Regions from separate parts of the Homo sapiens genome. Here region 2 is linked to region 1. Evidence: chromatin contacts called from ENCODE Hi-C or POLR2A ChIA-PET data. All regions are on one chromosome and are shown on one strand. The core of a region is the stretch at or near the end of the contact, and the rest is flanking DNA. Distances in the headings are between cores, read along the strand shown.

The links. Hi-C counts contacts between places; a loop is a spot of excess contacts on that map. ChIA-PET counts read pairs that join two places held with the same protein, here RNA polymerase II (POLR2A). Pooled maps may share reads with other maps.
Region 2: a loop to region 1 is called in a map with no recorded cell type, with 2.5 times the contacts of the local background. The contact joins two enhancer-like sites. A Hi-C loop is called at or near these places in 8 of 168 maps with a recorded cell type or tissue (B cell, GM12878, IMR-90 and 5 more), 22 of 37 single-sample maps with no recorded cell type and 20 of 50 pooled maps. POLR2A ChIA-PET finds 5 or more read pairs at or near these places in 4 of 52 experiments (Caco-2, WTC11, activated B cell and 1 more).

The regions. Positions count from the first base shown.
Region 1 is chr14:72,711,138-72,718,073 of GRCh38, forward strand. It overlaps DPF3 (double PHD fingers 3), which reads right to left. Exons shown (of 11, transcript NM_001280542.3): 6 at 3,286-3,364. Among named protein-coding and RNA genes, the nearest start is that of DPF3, 180 kb to the right of the region's middle. Within about 2 kb of position 4,459, at least 11 of the 41 ENCODE cell types and tissues checked have a DNase peak (open chromatin) inside an H3K27ac peak, as active enhancers do.
Region 2 is chr14:72,519,374-72,526,309 of GRCh38, forward strand. The region is part of intron 15 of RGS6 (regulator of G protein signaling 6); the gene reads left to right. Among named protein-coding and RNA genes, the nearest start is that of MIR7843, 6.0 kb to the left of the region's middle. RefSeq lists enhancers at 116-265, 356-445. Within about 2 kb of position 4,183, at least 2 of the 41 ENCODE cell types and tissues checked have a DNase peak (open chromatin) inside an H3K27ac peak, as active enhancers do.

The DNA of each region.
Region 1 (6,936 bases), core at 3,209-5,708:
CATAAACCCAGAAAGGGGTTGGGGTCCAAGGTGATCTAATATTTTCATAAATAACTTGAAAGATGGAGTGGGAATTATGCAAATCACACCATAGATGATACAAAAATGGCAGGGACGGCAAATCTGTGGAGAATGAAATTTAACTACTGGGCAATGTCTTTAAATTTGCCTTTATTGAATCTTGTATATTGAAGTCACATATTATTGGATCTGTTTATTGAGACTCAATGGGACCAAATGCAGACTGATTTATGGAAGAAGGAATAATCAAACGCATAAGTAGAAAAGAGCATGCACCTGGAGAGGCATCGACACCGAGGCTGGGACAGGCTCCGACTAGTAAGCTGTTGAGAGGGTGGACAGGGCATAAGTAAGGAGATATGTCCGCTGCTCTTTGAGCCACCTGGACTTGATGCTACTTCTTAGGAGTGCCATGCTTAAGTGTAGACCTGGAAGGGAATTCCAAGCAGGGTGCCATAGAGACTATGGGGTGGGGCCCTAAGTCAACCAAGAATATATGGGATGTTCAGAAGGTCTCCCAGACGGACAAAGCCCTAATGTGCCTATTCGTAGGGGAAAGATGCGCAAACGACAAGGGGACCTGTAGGAGAGAAAATCTTCAGCTCCTATTAAGGAAAAACACTCATTCGAAGCACAGCTGGCATCATGGAAGAAAGGGCAGCTTATGGTAACACCATCCCTAGGGACGCTCGAGGAGGTGGCCAGACACCTCTCTACTTAGGATGCATTAGAGATTATTAAAAGCACTCCTTGCCCAGTTTGGGGGTGGTGGGGGTGGGCCTTGTGACCTCTCCAAAGGTCATTTCTATCCCAAAGGATCACATGTCTGAAGGGCACCAGATAAAAATAAAGTCTATTAATCACCGAGCTGCCACACAATTTCCAAAGAGAGCCAGAACAGAGAAGGGCAATCGACGGTGGCCCCTGCTCCACCGAGAGAGGGAGAGGAGGCAGCACGCATGCGGACAGAGCCAAGAAAGCAGCCGCTGAGACTTCCAGAAAGCCTGCCGTCAGGCCTCCCAGGCACTACAGGGCACACAGAAGGTGGGAGAGAGCCTGCGGGGAGGGCATCGAGAGAAGCAAACGTCACTGAGAGTCCCGAAACAAAGCCATGGGGACTCAGGAGACAGTGTGTGATGCAAGCACTTTGCAGAAAGAGGGGTGCCCAGTAAGAGAGGGATGCCCACAAACAGCACTTCATGGAGATGATCCACAAGGAGGCAGAAGTCAGAGGCAAAGGTGGGAGGAGAGGAACTGGGAGGGGATGAAGTCAGAGAAAAGGGCACACAGGTGTGTGTGTCTGGGAGTCCATGGGATTATGATGGGCTGGGAATCCAATGAAAGCTGCAGAGATAGAGCAAAAAGGGATCCCACGGTCTATAGTAGCAGACAATTACATACGAAGATAAAGCATTTTAAAAGAGGAACAAATGGCTGGGTGCAGTGGCTCACACCTGTAATCCCAGCACTTTGGGAGGCTGAGGCAGGAGGATCACTTGAAACCAGGAGTTCAAGACCAGCCTGGGCAAGACCCCATCTCTACAGAAAATTTTAAAAACTTAGCCAAGCATAGTGGCATGGGCCTGTAGTCCTAGCTACTGCGTATGCTGAGGCAGGAGGATGGCTTGAGTCCAGGAGGTCAAGGCTGTAGTGAGCTATAATCCTATGATTGCACCACTGTACTCCAGCCTGGGTGACAACGCAAGAGCGTCTCTTAAAAAATTAAATAAATAAAAATGAATAAACGAAGAATATAGTAGCAATGCCCCAGTTCCAAAGCAGTTGTTGGCATTCTTGATAGATGTGCTGGTCAAGCCAAACACAGCTAGAAAGCCCAAGACGGTCTGAGGGCCCTTCCCAGCCCATGGCTTACAGCCAGTCTCTCAAGGGTCAGCATGCTGGGGCTTCTATGTATCAGAGTGAAACTGAACGCCATGTAGGAAGCAAGACCCAGGCCAAGGCAGGCACCTCCTGGTGCTGCCAAAAGGCATCAGACCCCATGCCCTGCTCCTTCCTCATCCTGGACTAGAACTGCTTTGGGGTGGAGACGTTACCTGCAGGAGTCATCTCAGGAATGGCATCTGCATGGAGTATTAAGCAGCCAAATGGGAGTCATGGAGTTTGAGTTCTTCTAGCAAAATGTTCTCCAACCAGCTGTCACCCCATTGGACACAGAACAACTTTTTGAAATCAAAAGAGGCCAGTGAAGGGGGAGACAAAAGACACCACCCCCAGGGTGCTCCCTGGGCCCCACCCCTACCCCGCCTTGCCAGCTCTCTCCCTGCCTTCAGGGAGACTGCAGACCCTGGCGAGATGGGTGGGACACCCAGAGGGAGACCCGTGCCAGGGTCCAGCCTCGACTGTTTCACTGCCATCCTCGCTGCAGCCTCTTCCCTCCTATGGCGAAGCTCTGCATCCTCAGAGAGGAGAAGACGGCAAGTGAAGATCATTAGGAGTGTGGTGGTGAGGGCTGCCCTCCCATAGAATGAGCAAATGGTACCCGGTACAGTGAGAAGATGACTAGGGCACAGGTTTTCAATCTGCCTCCCAGTGCTCTGCTGTCTGGAGCTGACCACCTCCCTCATCAAGCTGCAGGTTTCCCGAGGTCCACCCACTGCCCTGGCTCCCTGCGACTCCCCTCCCGTGGGCTCCCTAGCTCTGTCTGCACGCCCTAAACTCAGGAGCCAGCCAGGCAGTCGCTTGTCCAAAAGATGTTTCTGAAGCAAGCAAGAAAGGCTGGAGATAGATTGAGGGCCATTTATTAAAGTAAGTCATCGTCATAGAAAGATTCATAACTTGCCCTACCTAGGACAGGAGAGGAAGAGGGAAAGGAAATTAAAGGGAAACAAATGAAAAGCCATGGCGAGCCAAGTACCTTTGTCGGAGGGTTTTGAGTTATGCTTTTGTTTGTAACTCTCTGAAATACAGAAAGAAATAGAGGATGAATCTTAAAGGAGACAGAGCGCGTGAGAGAGAGAGCCGGAGGAGAGCCACACAGGAGGCATGGCAGGAGGTGGGGGTGCAGAACTGAGGGTGGGGGCCACCCCAGCTGGCTTCCCCTCTGCAGAAACCCCCTGGGGCAGCAGAGGCCCAAGGAAGTGGTGACTGCGGTGGAGGCGGCAGGCGAGTAAGCTGGGGTGCAGACAGAGGAAGAGGAGAGCACACACTGAGGTTGGCAGGCGGATGGCCAAGGAAGCACAGGGAAGAGGGGCCCTGGGGGCAGGCGCACAGGGAGGAAGGAAGGTGGGACCGGCCCATACTTACTGTCACAGACGTAAGGTTTGTCGTGGTCTTCCTGAGAGGCGGCGTCGTGCCTCCTCCTGCCCCCTGCAGAGCCGCGAGCCTGGGGAGACATTGGGGTACAGGATGCTTGTTACCATGGTCATCACTACAGCTCCGGAGCATGCGCTCTGCGAGCTCCTTACACCGTCTTCATCCCAACTTTTGTGCCAACACCAGTCCCATCTTACAGGGGAGGAAACTGAGGCCCAGAGAGGTCAGGAGACATGCCCCCAAATCACTCAGTTGCTCACCTGTATCACCTCATTAAATGTTCACAACTCCAAGAGGTGGTTTCTACTAGGGTCCCCATTTTACAAACCAAAGGACTGAAGCCATAGAGAGGTTAAGTAGCTTGCCCAAGGTCGTTCGGCTACTCAGGGCAGCTGTACTGAAAAGCCCTCCTCTACCAAATTCCCACACACTACCGTGCCACTGAGGCCGCTTCCTCCTGCTCCTTAGCCTCCTAGCTTCACTGACACAGCTGAGGTTGACAACCCCAGGCCCCTCAGCAGACCAGCTGATGCACGTATCAGGAGCAAGGCCTGACGGGGGCAAGGCTAGGCTTCTGTGTCCATCCCCGCAGTGTCGCAAGAGCCAGACAGTCCTGACATCCAGGCCCAGTGCACGAGTGTAGCTACAGGGGAGCTCCCGCCACCAGCCCATGCTTGGCCTACTCAGTAGGGGTGGGCTTTGGCTAAGGCCTCCCTGTGTGGTCTGCCTTGGGCCTTCAGCCAGTGACGAAGACCTTGACCCCCATGGTCTCCTGGGCTGGACTTCTGATACCACCACCCTGTGTGAATCTCCCAGGGTGGCGGTGGAATGAGCTCTACCTTCAAGAATCAAAGAGCCCAGTCAGAGAGGTTGCTGGCAGCTCTGCAGCCCCAGGGCGGTGGTGACAAGAACACAGCGAGGTTTATTTTTAAACCTTTGTAAGTCCCACACTGGTCACGTGTATAGCACCCTCGCCTCTCCAGGTCATTCTTTGGTAATGAGTAGCAGTCAACTCCCAACCAAGGAAAGGGCCTGTCGGGGTCTTTGGGGACAGAGAGGAAGGGGCAGCAGGTGAGGAATAAGACCTGGCAGCAGCCTGGGGTGCAGGGGAAATGGGGCAGCCCCTGGGGCCTGGCTTGGAAAAGTGGCCATGGGGACTTGATGGTGGAAAGGCCTTGGATACTCTCACACACACACTCACACTCTGTGCACACACACACTCCATGTACACACTCACCGGGGACTTCACAGTGGAAAGGCCTGTACCCTAGGCCTGCAACACACCCACTCAGAAAACACACCCACTTCCCAATCAACACCACCTGCCAAGCTACCACCTCTGCCACCTCCTCAGCTTGTCTCTCTCCAAAACAAATTCCACTTCCTCCCTCCCTCCCACCAGTCTCCCTCCCCACCCCACCCCTGCAGCGCTGACAGCCAGCAGCCCTCCTCCCCTCGCCCTCATTACTCAGAGTTGACCCCAAGAAGGATCTGTAGGTGCTGGCAGTCACCCCGGGCACTGACAGGCCTCCTGCCTGCCCGCACTGCCGAGGGTGGTCACCCTCAGCTGCCCTCCCCCTCCACACCCCTCTGTGAAGCCAGGGACAGCTTGACATGTAGCCTGCAGCCCTGTCACAGCCGCCTCTGAGCAGGTGAAAGCAAGTCAAGCAGAATGACGAGGCAACAGCAGACTGGGGAAGGGGCTCTGGGAGACTAAAAATACCTCCATGGGGAAGGGGAGGAGTCGAGCAGAACTGGATGTACGAGGGCTTCTGGGGGAGCTGCCAGCAGGAAAGGGAGGGTGCTGTGGGAGCCAGGTTTTCATCTCCTACAGCAGGGCTGACCAGCAGAGTGACTCTGTGCCACACTCGCTTTGCCTCAGTTTCCTCAATTGCAAAATGGGGATCGTGTCTATAGGGCACTTCAGGGGACATGCAAGGGACTCTTCCTGAGGCAGCAGCACTCTTAGGGTCTCTTAGAAGATCTCAGGTTTGGAAACTCAGAATCCTACTTGGCCTTCTCAAATGTCACCTCCTCAGAGAAGCCCTCCCTGACCAACTTACATCCACTCACACCCTCTCCATTGTTTTCTTTCCCCTCCCATTTCATCATGGCACTGAGCGCTGTCTGGCATTAGATTATACCTGTGTTGGTTTACAAGTTGATTTTGTCTCCCCTACATGGAGAGACAAACATGGTGGAGACCATGTTTATTTTGGCCCCCACTAGTCTCAGAACCTGGCACAGGGCCAGCCACATAAGAAGCACTTAATAAACATTCGCCAAATGGATGAATCAATCAGGCAGGCAGCGAGTCAGTCATCTCTGGTTCTTCTCCTTCATTCTCTGTATCCAAATGTTATTGCTTCTTCCTCCAAAGGCCATCTAGGCTTTGCATTTCCTTTCCATTGCACACCCTAATCCAGGAGCTCATCGACTGACCCCTGAGCTGTTCAAAGAACCCACTAAGGGGGATCTACCTCCACATTGCCCCCCTAGTCCACCCTAACGGGGGATCTACCTCCACACTGCCCCCCTAGTCCATCCCAAGGGACTTTCAGACCATTAGACAAAGGGATGAAAGACAGGAGCCCATGGTCATAGGTTCACGCATTCACACGTTCATTCATTCATTGCCATCTACAACCCACTTACACAGCCAGTGGCAACCTAGTGCTGATCCCCTCGGGTTCACCCCATGATTGTGCTCTCCTCTGCCCATGCACATCTGATCCAGGCTTTGCCCTTGCTAACCTCCACTCCTCCAAGAATCTTCCTCTTGCCACACTAAGGAGTGAAAAGAGCATCCGCTTAAAGTCAGATAGACACAGGTTGAAACACCAGCTATGTGTCTTGGGCAAGTTACTTCTCTAACTTTTAGTTTTCTCAACTGTAAAATGAGCACACCAACACCTATATAGCAGAGCTGTTGAGAGAGTTTGAGCTGAGAGTGTGTGAAACCACAGGGGACAGCACTAAGTCCACAGGAAGCACTCAACACATCATTTCCCCCCTCCTTGCCTAGGCTGATCTCTCTCCTCTGAACTCCTGTTGCCTTTGGTTAGTGCACAGTCAGGTGCCTGCTGTTTCTAATGGTATCATGGGTATTAGCATCTTCTTCCCAGTTTGATTCGAAGGTCCTTGAGGGCAAAAATGGCATTCTATACTTTATTATGACCCCCTAACACTTAGCACATAGCGTGCAAAGCTCTTTTGCATATAGTAACTCAGTTAATTCCTACAATAACCCTATGAGTTAGACCAAGCAGTGTTATGATTCCTAGCTGGCCCTTGATGAAGCAGGTTCTCACCTGTCCACAGTCCCAGGGCCAGCAGAAGGAGCAGGACCTAGGTCTCCAGGCTCTGTTATAGAAAGCTTTGAAGGTGACCAGCCAAAGGAAGCCAATCCTTCTTCCCCAAGAACTGCCCACCCTACTTCATTCCTCTCTACCAGTATTCCCACACTGCTGGGCCATGGCAGCCATGAGTGTACCACATGGCCCTGTCCCACTGGCCACAGTTGATTGGCTGGCTCGGGAGTAGTCACCTGATTCAAGCTGGGCCAATCAGATCCTACCTCCAAGGGGTTTGGAATTAGAAAACAGTGACCCTAGCTAGTATAGGCCACTTGAACTGAGGGCC
Region 2 (6,936 bases), core at 2,933-5,432, 190 kb before region 1:
CTTATCTCCTTGACCCCACTTACTTCTCTCACCTCTGGGGCCCCCAGTAGAGAATTTGGGTGGTTTGCCCCTTGCAGACATTATTATCTGATTTAGGAAACTCAGTGTAGCTGCACCAATGCAAATAATGGCATGAGAACAGTGTCCCTTATCATCCAGAATTACCTTGTCATTTGCTCAGAACTTCAAGATGGAAACACCTACCAACCTCAACACCATAACTATCTACTTCTCTCCCCCTGGTCACGAGCTCCATCAAATGCCTGTGCCAATCACGAAATCATGACTCCTTCATATACCCCTTGCAGCTTCAAAGCAGAATGTTTGAGTCATGAGAGCTCTTTGCTGAGATATTTTTGCTTATGTGTATGTACGTATGCTTTCAAGCACCATATTGACATGGCCAGAGAGGAGAGTGACAGGGGAGTTCCGTGGGGGTTCCCTGCATGAACAAGCTGAAGCTCAAACTCCAATATTTATGAAACACAAGAAGAGGGATACTGGTCAAAACCTTGATGCATCTAGCACAGTATTAACACTCCAAGCATGACATCAGGAGGGATTTATTTTAATTTTTTATTATGAAAACTTTTAACACTTGGAAAAGTGGAAACAGCAAAACAGCAAACATTTATAGACCCTCATCCAGCCTCAAAAATCATCAGTACACGTCTGATCTTGCTTTATCTCTAGCCCCATCTACTTTTTCACCTGCCACCAGGTTACTTTACAACAAATCCAAGATGTTGCATCATTTCATCTGTAAACTTAGATATGTATCTCTAAAAAAAAGATCCTTTTGTTTTAATATTGCCACAATATCCTTTATCTCCCTCCCTTCCTCACATCCCCTTGCAATTTATTTGATGAAGGATTTAGATCCTTTGTCCTGTAAAGAGTTCCAAGCTCTGGATTTTTCTGATTGCAGCCCTGTGGTGCTATTTAGCATGTTCTTCTATCATCTCTCTTTCCTATAAATTCGTTTTATAAGATATTTAATCAGATTTAGGTTTGATTTTTATGGACAAAACCACTTCATGGATTGTGTGGTGCTCTCCTATCAGAAGGCACATGTCTAGCCACCTCTCTTTTTGACCTTTTTGCAGATATTGATGTCTATCGCTTATATCCATTAGTTAATTAGAGGTTACAAAACAACAACGTACTAATTTTATTCTTTCTTCACTTATTAGCTGGAATACTTTCATAAAGAGAAACTTCCCTCCACCACTATGGTATTAACTAGCAGTACAATTCACATAAGAAAAGCAGGATAAATATTTGATTCTCTCCCTTCATTTGCCAGTTTTCAAAATGAGTGGTTTGCTATTATCTTCCTATGGTAAACATTAGGGTCTATTTTGGTTTTACTATCTTTGTAAACTCATGAGTTTAAACATATATGCTATGTTTTAATCCATTTTGCTGATTACTTTTATTGATGCTTGGATTGGGCCATCTCTGGCCAGTTGGCTCTTTCTGACACAGCCCTAAGAGTGATCTTTGACATCATCCAAATAGCAGGGAAGCTAAGATATTCCAGTCTTTGCCCTTACCCAGAATAAGCTGTTTCTCCAAGGATCCCTGATTCCTCTTAGTGAGAAATGGTATTTAGAGACTAAAATCTAGGCACTTAGAGTGTTTCATTGTTCCTGGATTGTTTATCATTTCCAGCCCTTTTCAGTCGACAGAGCTAGGAAATGTGTTGCTGTTTATAATAAAAATACATCCTGAGTTCATACTGATACTTTTAATTCAAATTCTGACCTACAGGGGATTTTATTTAACCGCTTGTTTCTTACACCTGTGCCTCTTTTCTCTATGCTGACAATCCTGACTTTCAAGGGCACTGGATGATAGCATAATTACTCATTTGCTTTATACTACACAGAGCAGTCTCTAAACCACAATGCTAAAAATACAGCAACAGTATGATTATCGCCTGGTTCTTTAATTGTTGCATAGTATTCCGTTGTGTGGAGGCACCATAGTTTAGTCAACCAGTCCTCTCTTCTTGGACATTTATGTTGTCTCTACTTCAAGAAAGTTTTGATGGAAGAAGTGGGGAAGTCAGCCTAACGAAGGTTACATATTGACAAGTATCTCAATATCCAACCTACAGTGCTCTACCATTTTCCAAGTACTTCTAAATACATTCTATCTAATTTCTACAGCAATCTAGACTAGACATGAGGATGTCTTAAGCATCCCCATCTTCTTCATTATCTGCTAGGATTAGTCTCCCATGAATTCAAATAAAACACTCTTCCTAAGCCAATCCCTATTTTCAGACCAATTTCCTATTGCTTCTGAAGTGTATTTCCACCATAAATATACAAAGTGTTCCTTTCTAGCAGAGTGACCTTGGACAAGTTGCTTAAATTCCCTGAGTCTTCCTTTCCTCATCTGTAGAACAGGGATACAATGGAGCCTACACATAGGGGTGGAATGGGGACCAGGTGAAAGGAAGCATGTCAACCACTAACGATGTCTGGCCCACAATAAGACAGAGTAAATACTACCATCTTATTTTTCTAATGTCACTAATATTCTCTTTTTAAGCCGTAGTGTTTAATGTATTTGGTAAAAATTTTTAAATAATTTCACATAACCTTAGCACCCAGAGATAACCCCTATTTTGGTGTATTTTCTTCCTTGATTTATGTGTGTAGCTACGTGTAAGGTCTGCTCAGGCTGCTACCACAAAATAGCACACACTGGGTGGCTTAAACTACAGAAATTTATCACAGTTCTCGAGACTGACAAATCCAAAATTAAGGTGTCAGCAGATTTGGTTGCTGGTGAGGGCTCACTTCCTGGCTTGCAGGTGGCCGCCTTCTTGCTGTGTCCTTATAACTCTGGTCTCTCTTCCTCTTCTTATAAGAACACTAATCCCGTCATAAGGGCCTCTCTCATGACCTCATTTGAACCTAATTACCTCTCAAAAGACCCACCTCCAAGTACCACCACACTGAGGATCAGGGCTTCAACAATATGAAATTTAGGGAGACACAACATTCATTCCACAACAGGGCGATTTTGCAAATAGCGTGATCCTGTAACCTGCCTTTTACCTAAAACAGGGGTCAGTTAAAAAACTATACTTTTCCTAAAAAGAGCCAGATAGTAGACATTGCAGGCTTTGTGAGTCATGTGGTCTATGTCACAACTATTCGATTCTGCATACAAAAGCAGCTACAATGCAACAACATAGCAATGTAAACAACATAAATGAGGACCTATGGCTGTGTTTATTTATGAACAGTGAAATCCAATTTCATATAATTTTTCACAAAATACAATTCTTCTTTTAGTTTTTTTCAGCCACTTAAAAACATAAAAACTGTTCTTCGCTCATGGGATGTAAAGATCTAGATCACAGGTCTGTATCTGTAGATTTGAATCACAGACTGTAGTTTGTGACCCTGTGCTAAATAAAATCTAGCACATGGTCATGAAAATTATTGAAATGCTTCAAGAAATCCAGAAAGCTACAGGATAGAGGATTGGGCATAAAGGATCTTCAGTTTTTGGGGGAGAGTAAGTTAGAGGAGACTTGGTTTTGACGCAGCCATGGCAACACAGCAATCTGAATTGTGAATGTTTCTACATGAGGATTGAGTGTTGCGGAGCAGAGGTCAGCAGGTGCCAAGAGACTCACACTGCCTTACCTTCCTGGACAGCACTGGCTGCCTGCCCCAGCAAAGTAGGTGCAGTTCAGAAGTTCCCAGGTATAAAAAGGAGGTTAAAATCCTCAGCAGCCCATGACCAGCCAGGACTTGCACTCAGATGTCCTCGCTTGCTGGCCAAGATTCTGCTCAGACCACACTGTCCCTGGATTGTTAGTGCTGAGGGCTTGGTGGTCGCACTGAGACCTGGAGAAGTTCTAGTCCCTAGAGAAAGGCCAAGAGTCTGGGAGTTCCTTCTAGAATTATCCATTTAAGTTCTTTAAACTTTCTCTTCTCGGTTTGCCTCTCTGTTAAATGGGGATGTTAACACCTCAGCCCATGGGGCTCAGGGGCTCTGGGTGGCTTCCTCAGCTGGTCATGATGGTTCTCATAAACCCCCTGCAGTGGTCATATGCTTTAATATTAGTGCTCAGTAGCCTGAGAGAAAGTACAGCCAGATTTATGGATTCACTGGAAGCAGGGACTGGGGGTGGGGTGCAGCCTCTCTCCAATGGGTTTTGTTTCTTATTTGACCACACGCATTGTTAGAGCCAAGTTAATTGCCTGTATTTGCTTCCTGTGGAAATATTTCACAAGACACCCTGTTATCGTGGGCCCAGCATTTGTACTTGTGTTTTGCTGATCCGTTTAGCTTTTTTGAAAATTTTGGGCCAAGACCAAATCTTCCATAAAGGTCTGTGGGCTGTGACCATAGTCCTCAGCTGTTTGCTGTGTTGTTCCAATTTCATAGATTTAGCCTTGTGAGGGGAGAAAAATATATAGGCCATGATTATTTTTTTTTAAGGACTCAGTTCTTTATGCTATGGATTTAATTCTCTGTTCCCAACCATGTGGCCTTAAAGGACCTGCATTGTCACCTGCTTGCTATGTGGTCTGAGGCAAGGGCCTTGACCTTTTGTGCCTTAGTTTCCTCATCTGGGTGATGGGGGTGATGTCTTCTTTACAGCCCGCTAAGGATTTCAGAGAAATCAGATGAGCTAATAGCCCTGAAAAATCTTTGAAAAAGTAAAAAGTGCTATATATTTGTAAGTGTGAACTCACAAAAATTAATGACTTTAGTACTCTCTGGGGTTTCGTAATTCTAAGCTGGATCCAAAAGAAATTCTCTCAAAATATCTGCCCTTAGATGGGAAAAAATGCCAGAAAAGGATGTAAGAACTGAATTTTCAGGTCCTGGAATGCATCCTAAGGAATTTGAGCTTCTCATCCTGAAGACAGTAGCAAAGCATTGCAGGCTTTTACCTGGAAGATGGTGAATCCCATGGTGATGGGCATAGTAGGCTGGAGCCAAGAGAGAGTTCTGAACCCTGGGGCATGTCATATAAAGCTCTGCTGGCAGTTGTTGGTGGAGAGAATTAAACCACAGGAAGTATTGAGAACCTTCAGCTTCCTTGTAGGGCATTTGTCTCTTTCCAAAGCCTTCACAGGCTCTAGATGAGATAGAAATCAAATGCCAGCACAGTGGCTGCCTGGCTTCCATTTTAAATCTCAGAGTACCAAGGATGTTCCAAGGACTATCTCCCTGGATCCATTCAATCATTTGTCCATCTGCCCATACACCCATGTCATGAACATCCATTCTCCCATTCAAGTTGGGAAACCTTGACCCGTGCGGCATAATATTCTGTGCAGAGGGAAATAACATGAGAAATAGGAGGCCCAGATGGCTTTTTTTTTGCCATCAGGCAGAGCTTATCTAAAAGCACATCATTTTCAAACAAAACAAACCAGACCTAAGAAAGCACTTCATTGAGATAGGATTGGATTGGAAATCTGTCCTTTAAGTGGACTGATAGTGGAATAGGACAAGCCAGTCCAGCCCCATTGGCTTTGATCCTTGCAGTTTCCCACCTCACCTTCCTACTCGTCCCAGCCCCACTGCTTTCCTGACCTGTGGTACCTGCTAAGATGCCCCACCCTGCCCTGTACCTGGAGTGTCTGGGCCTTCCAGACCTCTGGATTTGAAAGTTATTTCATGGGAGCAGAAATTTGGTCTTCTTTACCTTTTATAAGTTCCTGCATCACAAAGGTAATGCTGAATGCTGAATGTCAGCTAAATGCTGATAATTCATTCCAGAATTATAACATTTTCAGCTGTGCCTATCAAAGAAGCGGGGGACAATTTGTCCCTTAGCTTTCAACTTTGGAGAGACAACCTTGGGGAGTACACCTAGTAGATAGTCAAGAAAAGCAGGTTAAATTAAATTCCTACAATGTGCCGATTCAGCAAAACTTGGAATACCCACTAAGTGTCAGATGTTCTAGGCGCTGTGAATATACAAATGCGTAGGGAGGTTCCTTTCCTTAAGCGGCCCTGGGTCTGACTTACCACAGCTCTGCTTGGCCTTGATGAACTCACAAAAGGATCAAAGAGCATGCTCAAGGCCAGAATGAGGTCTGCGTGATAAAAGAGCTGAGAAAGATACCGTCAAGTCCACATCCGCCATGAGCAGACAAGAAGCCTCTAGCAAAACGTTTATATTATTACCTAAGTGTAGATGTTTAAATGCAACTTGATTAAGGAATGCAAGGTTTCTACCATTTGCTTTGTTTAAAAGCCAAAGCCCAGTAGAGTATGATTTTAGGTTTGCCCAGATTATTCAGAAGTAGAAGTCTTCCCAGCTGTTCATCTTTGCTCCAGTGGTGGAGGTGGCGGCATTGCGTGCCAGTATCACAAGACCACACCAAGTTTCCTGGTATTAATCCTCTATTGGAAGGCATTTCCTGGTAGACTCTCATGCCAGACATATTTTAATAAGGAATTCTGTGACACTGCTTGCTCTGGGGGTTGCTCATTTTATCCTGTAGGTGGTTTTATTTTTGGGAGATGAACAGCAGAGGGAGGGATGCATTTTGCAGAGAATAAATCAGTCATTTGTGATCCAGTTCTGTTTATTACCACACAGACTAGTAGTTCCTGACAGCTACTGAGAGAAGACGTCAAAGAGTTCAATTCCAAAATTTCTTGGTTGCTACATCTAAGCATAGATTCCTTATACCAAACCCCATGACCTCCTTGAGGAGGAAATGAAAATACTTTTCTTCTTTTTTTTTTTTTTGAGAAGGAATCTTGCTCTGTCACCCAGGCTGGTGTGTGGTGGCACAATCTCGGCTCACTGCAAGCTCTGCCTCCTGGGTTCACGCCATTCTCTTGCCTCAGCCTCCTGAGTAGCTGGGACTACAGGTACCTGCCACCACGCCCAGCTAATTTTTTGTTTTTTTTTAGTAGAGTCGGGGTTTCACCATA